Linked DNA regions of Homo sapiens: region 1 is linked to region 2. A link is a loop called in an ENCODE intact Hi-C map of the cell type or tissue named here. Cell type or tissue: mucosa of descending colon. All regions are shown on one strand. Links, peaks and the distances in the headings refer to the core of each region. The heading gives the core; the rest is flanking DNA.

Region 1 (5,374 bases), core at 227-5,226, 61 kb before region 2:
AGGTTGGATTAGTCTAAAATCTGATTTTGGGTGTGTGCAGAGGTTTGGTGGGAAGGGTCCCGAGGTAGGAGTCAGGACAGCTGGGTTCTCATCCCCGCTCAGGGTCACACAGGGCCTATTGACTGATGGCCCGGACCCATCTCCTCTACGCTCTGAGCTTAGGTAGGGTAGGAACTGGATAATCACCAAGATGCTTTCAGCTGTAGATTCTCTGATGCTGGGCAGAAGATGCAACCTGATTTCCCACTCATCCCCAATGACAAACATACACAAGTGTCATCTCGATGCTTGGCCCTGGCCAGCCCTTCTCTCTTCTCCACCCCATCAGCTGTCAACTTGGGAGCGAGGGCTGCATTTACCTTCTGCTTCTTCTCCAGTTTGATGGCTTTCTGGGTGGCCTTTTGTTCCTGTACCCACAGCTGCAGGTACCGGTGCTGCAGCAGATCAAAGAAGGGTGTGGAAGGCCTGGAGGGAAGAAGTCCAGACAGAGCTTGAGGCCCCGGAAAGACCAGAGGCACCCGCTCCCCACCGCCCGCCCCCGGGAGCCTCCTAAACGTCAGGGGCTGTGGGGTACATCACTCCCACCTCTGTGAAAGCCTCTCTCCCAGCGCTCAAAAGCCACGAAACAGGTCCCTCACATAGGCTGATGAGTGGTGGGCCTGGGACGGTGGTAGGACTCCCTCCTTGACCAGACGTTAGAGGTCTGGTCCTCTGAGCTCTTTCTCACTAGGACTCATCCCTGGGCCCTTCCTTGGCCTGCTGAAGCCAGTTGTAGCCAAGAGTCCCGCTACGTTGATTCCCCACCCCTTCACATCTGATTACCCTTGACAGCTGATTAAGTTCCTCACCTGCACCCCTGATATCTGATGACCTTGGCCTGCCTTTAGCAAGGATCTTCCTGCCTTGATGTCTCCTCTTAGTAATTTTCCATCCACTGACCCCGCCCCTCCCTTGGCTCCTCAGCTAAACATCCCCACTTCTGTTGTATCTGGAACTGAACTCAGTTCTATACTGAAGCCTCTCCCCTTTTGCAATAGTATTGAATAAAATGTCTTTACCACCTTTAATCAGTGTCTGGCTCTGGTTCCCTTTGACAACGATTTCCAGCCAAGGAGCACTTACCCTAGGCATTTTGTATGCTCCACCCCTTCCCAACAGGAAAATGGATACTAGTATTATTCCCATCTTACAGATGAGAAGGGTAAAATCCCAGAGCAGCACGGGAAGCACCGCAAGGCAGACCCGCTCAGCCACAAGCCTCTGTAGCAGCGAATGGCCAACTGCTCCCAGGTGGGACCTAATCTCTAAACAGGTTGAGAGACGGAATATCCAAATGGACAATGGCCAAACCACATATAAAAGTAGAACTATGGGCTGGGTGCAGTGGCTCACACCTGTAATCCCAGCACTTTGGGAGGCCGAGGCAGGTGGATCACCTGAGGTCAGGAGTTTGCCACCAGCCTGGCCAACATGGTGAAGCCCTGTCTCTACTAAAAATACAAACATTAGCTGGGTGTGGTGGCGTGTGCCTGTAATCCCAACTAGTAGGGAGGCTGAGACAGGAGAATTGCTTGAACCTGGGAGATGAATGTTGCAGTGAGCCAAGATCACGTCACTGCACTCCAGCCTGGGCAACATAGCAAGACTCTGTCTCCAAAAAAAAAAAAAAAAAAAGAACTATGAGCCACAATCTGCAGCAGCTAGGCCAGGAAACCAGCCCATTTTGTACAGTAACCAGCCCAGGAAGCCACCTGCTATGCCAGACTTGTAGGAAGTCAGACTGTGGTCTCTACCAACAGGCCAGGAAGCCAAAGAATAACCTTGAAACAGCCAACCCAGAATGTCCAGGACTTGGTTAATAACTCCCAGCTCCCCTAAGTTTTGTACCCACTTGGAGCTTAGAACCAACCAGAGAAAACTAAATAAGCACCCCTAACCAGTCCCATAGGATGCCCCCATATATATAAGATAGATATCTAGAATTTATGATGTATATCATATATATATGATGCATATACATATATTTCTATTTTCATGAGGAAGAAAATGAAAAGATAAACCAAACTTATTAACTAAGAAGCTACCTGTAGAATGAGGGAGAGAACAGGAAGGAAATGACAGAAAGGAAAGCTAGAACTTTTTGAATAGACTTTGTGTTATAGTTTTGACTTTGGAAACATAAAAAATGGTTTTTTTGCTAATTATGAAAAAATTAAAGAGAAAGGATTAGCATCTACCCCAAATAACAACAGGAGAAAGCAAATGAACCTAATTGTATGTCAAGTTGTGGCATAACCACAGATGATTTCAAGTGACTTTATTTATTTATTTATTTATTTATTTATTTATTTATTGAGGTGGAGTCTCACGCTGCCACCCAGTCTGGAGTGCAGTGATGCAATCTCAGCTCACTGCAACCTTGCCTCCCAGGTTCAAGTGATTCTCCCACCTCAGCCTCCTGAGCAGCTGGGATCACAGGCACCAGCCACCACACCCAGCTAATTTTTTGTATCTTTAGTAGAGACAGGGTTTTGCTATGTTGACTAGGCTGGTCTCAAACTCCTGACCTCAAGTGATCTGCCCACCTCGGCCTCCTAAAGTGTTGGGATTACAGGCGTGAGCCACCTCGCCCAGCTTCAAGTGACTTTAAAAGAGATTTGGGCAGAATATCCCTAGCGTAAGATATCCCGAGGATAAAAAGAACCATGAGGAAATCTGAAGCTGTGTCCTTGTTGCTAATAATAATGTTGATATTGTTAGTTTGAAACTATTATGTATACATTCCAGGATAAAGCAAATTAGTAATTATATAAATGTCATTAGGAGAAAAGAAATACCTATATAAAATCAAAGAAGTAGAAAAAAACCTGTGTAATTTTAAATTTGAATTGTAAATATCATTATCAACTCATTAGTTTTCCTCTTGATAAAAAGTAACATGTTTCCTATCCCTATCTCTGTCCACTGTAAAAGTCTAGAAGTGACAACAACTCAGTAGCAGTGAGCACCCCTAGTGCCCAGACTGTGGTCTCTAAGTGCCATTCTCTGCTCAAAAGAACCGGGGATCACTGGAGAAATGGCTGATCTCTGTGCCCAGGAGGTCCCCATGCCAGAAGCAAGAAGGCTGTCAGAGGCTACTGGGAGACATGGTAATGGACCACAGGGGCCAGCCCAAATTTGCCAAAGACAGGACAATTTGAGCATTAGACAGAATAACAATGGCCGTGAGTTGAAATCCATCATACAGCACTCTCTATATGACATATGGATATATATGCATAATTCTGGTGGGAAAAAAGGAAAACCTCCTTGTGCAGTTTGGAGGTTGCTGGGCCACAAAATCATTATTCTGAAAATAAATAACAGAACATTTCCCTGCCTTTCTAGTACAAACTGCATCCTGGGGTAATCAAATAGGCGATAAGGGAAAGTTCTTTTTTTTTTTTTTTTTTTTTGAGACAGAGTCTCGCTCTGTTGCTCAGGCTGGAGTGCAGTGGCAGATCTCAGCTCACTGCAAGCTCCGCCTCCTGGGTTCACGCCATTCTCCTGCCTTAGCCTCCCGAGTAGCTGGGACTACAGGCACCCACCACCACGCCTGGCTAATTTTTCATATTTTTAGTAGAGGTGGGGTTTCACCATGTTAGCCAGGATGGTCTTGATCTCCTGACCTCGTGATCCACCCGCCTCAGCCTCCCAAAGTGCTAGGATTACAGGCATGAGCCACCGTGCCCGGCCGGAAAAGTTCTTTATAGAAAAGCCAGAGCTCATAAATGCAGGAGGAATGACAGAATTAGTGGGAAAATCAGTGTTTTGTGACTCCTAATGAAATAATGGATCTAGGGAACATTCATCTGTGGCTGCTAAAATGATCAGGTGGAGGCTGATGGGGAGCTTCCCAGCAGATGGGTCATGCTGCAGCAGCTGAACCAAATGACCAGCCCTTTATATGACCATCATTTTATTATTGTGGTAAATATACACAACATAAAATTGACCCCAGTTATCAATCTTGACATCACTGACAGTGACAAATAGATACTGTGCCAGAACTGATATGCTAGGAGGGATGCTGGACTGCCTACCAAACATGTTCGGGGAAAAAACCCAACGTAAACTGGAATGTAATCAAGCCTCTAGACCAGCATTGTCAAATTACTTCTTTTTCTTTTCCTTTTTTTTCTTTTTGAGATAGAGTCTCGCTCTGTTGCCCAGGCTGGAGTGTAGTGGTGGGATCTCAGCTCACTGCAACCTCCACCTCCTGGGTTCGAGTGACTCTCCTTCCTCAACCTCCCGAGTAGCTGGGACTCCAGGCGCCCACCACCATGCCCAGCTAATTTTTGCATTTTTAGAAGAGATGGGGTTTGGCCATTTGGCCAGGCTGGTCTTGAACTGTTGACCTCAAGTGATCCACCCACCTTGGCCTCCCAAAGTGCTGGGATTACAAGCGTGAGCCACTGCACCTGGCCTCAAATTACTTTCAATAGAAAAAAACTGCAATTACTTTTGTACCAACCTAATATAACGTGAGCTACCCTGTAACCCCAAACCAAGAAACGCCTGGAGCCGCCAGCAGCTGGAAGAGGCAGGAAGCGTCCTCGGCTAGAGCCCTGGGAGGGAGCGGGGCCTGCTGACTCCTGTTTCATGCTTCTGGCCTCCAGAATTGTGAGAGAATCATTTCCTGTTGGGTAAGCCACCAAGTTCATGGTAATTTGTGATACTGGCCACAGGACACTCGTACACAGGGGTTCCTCAGCCTACACACTGGGAAACATCGATGGGAACCACCTTTCCCATGAGCGGTATCCAGAACACGGCCAGTGACCGGAACATGAAGAGTCTTCGGCAGCTGAAGGGCCCTTTGAGCAGCGTTTCTCAAACTATACACCTGGGTCACCGTGGGATCTCGTTCAGGGCACCTCCGATTCAGTCACGTAGGGCGCCTAGAGGCGCTGCATCCAGGCCTCATGCTTCAAGGCTTAAGGACCTGGAGATGATCTAACCCCAGGCTCTGAGCCTCCCAAAGTCCCATGAAGGTGCAGGCGATTATTTCTGTGCAGCTATGTAAAGACTTTCATCTAGGGAGAGAATCCACAGCTTTTATCTGATATTCTCGGCCTCCCAAGTGGCTGGGACCTCAGGCGTGCGCCACCATATCTGGCTAATTTTTTGTTTATTTTTTGTAGAGATATGGGTCTCACTATGTTGCCCGGGCTGGTCTCAAACTCCTGAGTTCAAGTGATCCTCCTGCCTCTGCCTCCCAAAATGTTGGGATCACAGGTGTGAACCACCACGCCTGGTTTATGTGTTTTTCAAAGATGCAAATGCCCCAGGAAGGGGTCAGAACCTCAGAACTTACCCTGTGACTTAATTTCAC
Region 2 (5,374 bases), core at 317-5,316:
GACCCGACCTCCCACTGGGAACTGCACCCCTGCCTGGCTTTGTGTTTCTTTGTAGCACCAATCAACAACTCGCTATGTATTCTACTGATGAATTTGGGTCATCATCTTTCTCTTCTCCCTAAAACAAGCTCTGTGGGATGGGGTTTGGTGGCTGGTTTGCTCACTGCGCTGTCTCCAGGGCCTGTAGTTCTTGGCACGTAGTAGGTGCTCAATGCATCTTTGCTGAATGAATGAACAGAAGGCTCGTCGTTATGACCTGTGAAGCAGGTCTACTCTTGTGCCGGGTTTACAGATTAGTCAGAGAGGTGACATGTGCCCAGGGTCACCTTGCTAATCGCCAGAGGCAGAGCTCAGTAATCAACTAGGTGTCCCTCATCCTGGCCCCACTGTTGGTGCCTCCCAGGCTTCTGAGCATCCTGGCACACAGAGAAACCAGTCAGCCTGGCACGAGACACACAGGCAGATGTACGAGGCTGCTTGCAGCTCCGGCAGCCCCAAGACCAGAGGAGGTTGGCGTCACAGCACCAGCGGCTGGGAAGACCTGATCATGCATTCCTGGCCCCAAACCATCGCCTCTGTATCCGTTTCTTGTGGCTGCTGCAGCAAATCGCCACCACCTTGGTGGCTGAAGGCAGCAGAAATCTCACCGCTCCGGAAGCCAGAAGTCTGAAATGAAGGTGTTAGCAGCAGTGGTTCCTTCTGGGGCTCCGAGGGGGGACTCATTCCAGGCCTCTCTCCCGGCTGCTGGTGGTTGCTGGCAGTCTGCGGTGCTCCTTGGCTTGTGGCTGTATCACTCCAATCTCTGCCTCTGTTTCCACATGGCCTTCTCCCCTGTGTGTCTCTGTGCCTCAAATCTCCCTCCCCTTTCTCTTGTCAGAACACCAGTCATTGGGTTTAGGGCCCACCCTACATCCAGTATGGTATCATCTTGAGAGCCTTAACTTGATCACCTCTGCAAAGACCCTATTTCCAAGTAAGGTCACAGCACTCATTACCCAGCACCTCGTGGGAACCATCCCAGTACCAAGCACTGCATCTAGATGAGCTACACCCATCTGCTCAGACAGACACCACCTGTGTGCCCCTATTACAGCTTGTGGGGAGATGGAAGATCAGAGCTTGAAGACAGACATAAGCAAAGTTCTGGGGACCCAGAGACTGAAGACAGCTCACCATCCAGCCCCACAAGAGGAGGGTGGGTCACTAGGGGAAGGTTTCTCAGAGCATGCGGTATGGGACACAGTGAGTAAGGGTTGAGTTAGACTTTTCTGATAGTCAATCTTGAGGGTGTTCCTGGAAGCAACCAACCCCAGGACCAAGCAGAGGATAGACACTTACAGAACAGCTGGGCATAGAGGAACGCCACAAGGGAAGTCTTACAGGCCACGAGAACTCTGAGAAGCAAGCTCATCTGCCTGCCAGGCTCGGGCCAGACCTCCCAGAAGAGGTGGCATTCGAGAAAGACTTGGAATGCTGAATGCAGAGCTATGGTGCAGGATTTCACAGAGCAGGCCAAGATGGCAGAAAAGCCTGGACAGAAATGCAGGCAGCGGCAAATGATCCAGCAGACCAGACGGAAGGTGAGTCATGGGGCCAGGCTGTGCCAGGCTATCTTCTTTGAGAGGTAATAGGGAGCCAGGGATGGTTGTGGTTCCATGGCCATGGTAGGATCAGTACTGCAGTTTGGGAAAGCTGGACTACTACCAGTGCGCACAGGATGGGGTAGAGGAGAAAGCAGAGGGTGGGGGTACCCAGGAGTCTGGTTCTGCACTCCAGGTGGAGGTGACAAGAGTCTGAACTAGGAGAGCAATGCTCAGGCCTCTGTGGCAAATGCAAGATGCTTGAGCTCTTCAGACCCAAATATCTTCAAAGCTGATTGGATGTAGGGAAAGCTGCCAGCCCAATTTCATGTGGCTTCTTTGTTCTTCCTGCTCCTAACCGAGACACTTCTCCCTGCCTAACTCCTGTGGATTTACCCCTTGACTGAGGCATTCAAGACTGGCAAAAACGAAGGCAATTCAGAGACGATTATCGGCTCAGTCCCAAAGTGGGCTCTGCATCCCCTCAGCAGGGAGACTGTGGCCTGGAACCAGCCTGGGTTCTGTAACGCTCCCAACTGCAGACCAGCCTTAGCGAAGGGGCCTAGTGGTAGATGCAGCCATAGAAAGCAAGAATTCAACATCTGCTCAGGCCCAGTGTCTATTTCCCAAGATGCATGATACCCAGGCTGGGCTCTTCCAGATACCTGGGGAATCCAACTGCCCTTTTCAGAATATCAGAAAACTCTCATTTTAAAGGTTAGGGAATAAACTGCAAAGGAGGGCCTCACATTTGCTGGAAAGTTTAAAATGCAGTTTCTTCTCGCTGGAAGACCTCAGGCTCGGTTAATGCAGCCAGCAGATAATGAAAGTCTCCTTGTCCTAAATCATCTCTATTGGAACAACAAAACAGTTAAAAGTTTTTGTCTGAAATGATGCATTTTCCTTCATGTTAAACAACCTCAGAAGGACTGAGCCTCTTTCTCTTCCACACCCCAGAATTCCCACAAGAAATCAAATATAATCCTCTTTAAGAAGCTTTAAATAATTTTGAGCTTTCTTATTGACTTATTAAAATGCAGCTTAAAACACGCCTTCAATGCAATCCTTTTACAAGGGTCAGGGATATAAAATTTGAAGAAATATGATTAGTAGATCAGTTGGAAAGACATAAGCCGTCGGATCCAATTTTGACTATTTCAGAGAAAACTTCCTCCAGGCATTTCTGATACCCCCCAAACAACCTGCCCTGAGTCACGCGCACCATTTTGCCTGCCTTCTTCTCAACCTTTGGCCCTGTGTGCCTGTTGGTCAATAACTTGGTAATTCCCTAATCATTCTCTACCGCCGCCACCCGAACTGAGTGGCCCTGCCACCAACCCCCAGCAGCTCCATCTGTGCATTCCCCCCCTGGTCCTAAGGGCTGAACTTTCTTAGAAACCCCTTTGTTGCAAGCTTCAAAGGTCTTGGAACATTCCAACGGTGGCCTTTGATCCCTGCATACTTGAGCAATGTGAACTAGCCGCATCCCTGCGCCCCACCAGCCCCCACATTTATCCCATTTCACTTGAGTCACGCTCCTTCCTGGGATGAAGGGATCCGGAGTCGCAGTTTTATAATTACGTGTTTGGGTGAACGAGTGAGTGAGTGAATAAATGAATGATGTCCCGAGGCGTTCGTAAGTGTATGACTGTCCAACAGAAAGCCAAACAGAACAGAGGCTTGGAAAACCACACTCTTCCAGAGCAAGGCACCCACCAGACCACATGTATTCTCTACTCAAAGCAAAAAGATACAGATTGGAAAATGCACAATGAGCTTTGTTTTTAATCAAGCAAGATTTTTTCTAGATGCAAACCCTTACAAGAGACAACCCAAAATCTATAAAACAGTTTTTGACACATGCAGGGCACCCCAGCTACATCTCTAGGGCCGGCAAATAGACTCGGGTTCGTGAGGAGAGGACGCAATGTGATCAGTGGGAAGTCTGTGTTCAGAAAGCCAAGATCAGCCCAGGCGCGGTGGCTCACGCCTGTAACCCCAGCACTTTGGGAGGCCGAGGCAGGTGGATCACCTGAAGTCAGGAGTTTGAGACCAGCCTGGCCAACATGGTGAAACTCTGTCTCTACTAAAAATACAAAATTAGCCGGGCGTGGTGGTGCACGCCTGTAATCCCAGCTACTTGGGAGGCTGAGGCAGGAGAATCATTTGAACCTGGGAGGTAGAGGTTGTAGTGAGCTGAGATCGCACCATTGCGCTCCAGCCTGGGTGACAAGAGTGAAACTCTGTCTCAAAAAAAAATAGAACTCCAAGGTCAGCGACAGCTCTGGTTGAGACTAGGAGCTGCCCTTCGCCTGCACTGGGGAAGGCTCCAGGGACACAACTAGGGATCATCTGGCTTTCACGCGTCTGGTTTGGCCTGGAACCACCCTCTCCACAGACAGGAAGGTATCCTGATGAGTATACAGTCTGGAAGGGAATCCGTGTCCGGACTTGAGAACTACAACTTGCCTGGGTTGAAATCCAAGCTCTGTTACTCATCAGGACGATCTGGATCAAGTTACATCACTGTTCTTTGCCTCAGTCTCCCCAGCTGTAAAATAGGGAGGCCAAATAGTAACTGCCTCTGAGGGTGTGTCTGGCGCTTAGATGAGGGAATGCCTGGCACCCATACCACAGTGCCCACTTTGCGGGTTGCTATAGTTTGGATGGTTGCTCCCCCAAGCCTCGTGTTGAAAGTTGATCCTGAATGACGTTGGAGGTGTTTGGGTGGGAGGCAGATCCCTCGTGAACAGATTAATGCGTCCCTTAGGGGTGAACGAGTTCTCACTCTGTTAGTTTCTTGGAAGCTGTTTGTTAAAAAGAGCCTGGAACCTCCCTCCCCCAACCCCTGACTCCCTCTCACAGAGGGGTCCCTGCACACCCCGGCTCCCCTTTGCTTCCCGCTGTGAGTGGAAGCAGCCTGAGGTTCTCACCAGAAGCTGAGCAGATGCCGGTGCCATGCGTCTTGTACAGCCTGCAGAGCCAAATAAACCTCTTTTCTTTATCAGTCACTCTGTGCCTCAGGTGTTAACTTACAGCAACACAAAACGGACTAAGACATGGCCCTAACTGGAAAAAGAAGCAATTTCATACGGTTCAATACAAATGCTTTCCCAGAGCCGGGCACACAGCAAACACTGAGTTAATCCGAGCCATTGTTTTTTGTTTGTTTGTTTTAGAGACAGGCTAGAGTGCAGCCTTTGTCACCCAGGCTGGAGTGCAGTGGTGCAGTCATGGATCACTGCAGCCTCGATCTCCTCGGCTCAAGTGATCTTCCCGCCACAGCCTCCTGCATAGCTGGGACTACAGGCACCACTATGGCTGCACCACGCCCAGCTAATTTTTAAATTTTGTTTGTAGAAATGCGGGTCTCACTATGCTGCCCAGGCTGGTTTTGAAATCCTGGCCTCAATCCATCCTCCCACCTCGGCCTCTCAAAGCATTGGGATTACAGGCGTGAGCCAATGCACCTGGCCAACGATGGTGGTTATGTTTGTGTTCACACCTGCCTACATCATGAGCACACTTATCACTGTGCTATGCCTAAGTAGACTGTGGAAACAGTCATGTGATTAGCCACAATGCAGCTAATTATAGAATGGCTTTTGCATTCTACAATAAAGAGTCTTGAAAATTACTTCCTAAATGACTGGTCCATCTCTTCACAAAGACCTCCCTGAGTGCCAGTACTCAACACATATTTGACAGATGATATCCAGTGTCAGATGTGTGCCAGAGACTGTGCCCAGTGCTGGGAATATTGAAGTGAGAGACACAATTCCTGATCCCTAAAA

The links. Peaks named below come from ENCODE experiments on the same cell type or tissue, not always from the same donor. Only the 100,000 strongest peaks of a DNase experiment are listed, where the experiment ranks them.
Region 1: a loop joins it to region 2, with 4 times the contacts of the local background. A loop is called at or near these places in 2 of 110 quality-filtered maps.

The regions. Positions count from the first base shown.
Region 1 is chr9:132,532,692-132,538,065 of GRCh38, reverse strand. CFAP77 (cilia and flagella associated protein 77) reads right to left here. Exons shown (of 6, transcript NM_001282957.2): 4 at 360-465. Among named protein-coding and RNA genes, the nearest start is that of BARHL1, 47 kb to the left of the region's middle. In mucosa of descending colon, for the core only: no CTCF peak of the experiment used is centred there; no DNase peak of the experiment used is centred there.
Region 2 is chr9:132,472,157-132,477,530 of GRCh38, reverse strand. The region is part of intron 1 of CFAP77 (cilia and flagella associated protein 77); the gene reads right to left. Among named protein-coding and RNA genes, the nearest start is that of CFAP77, 65 kb to the right of the region's middle. In mucosa of descending colon, for the core only: no CTCF peak of the experiment used is centred there; no DNase peak of the experiment used is centred there.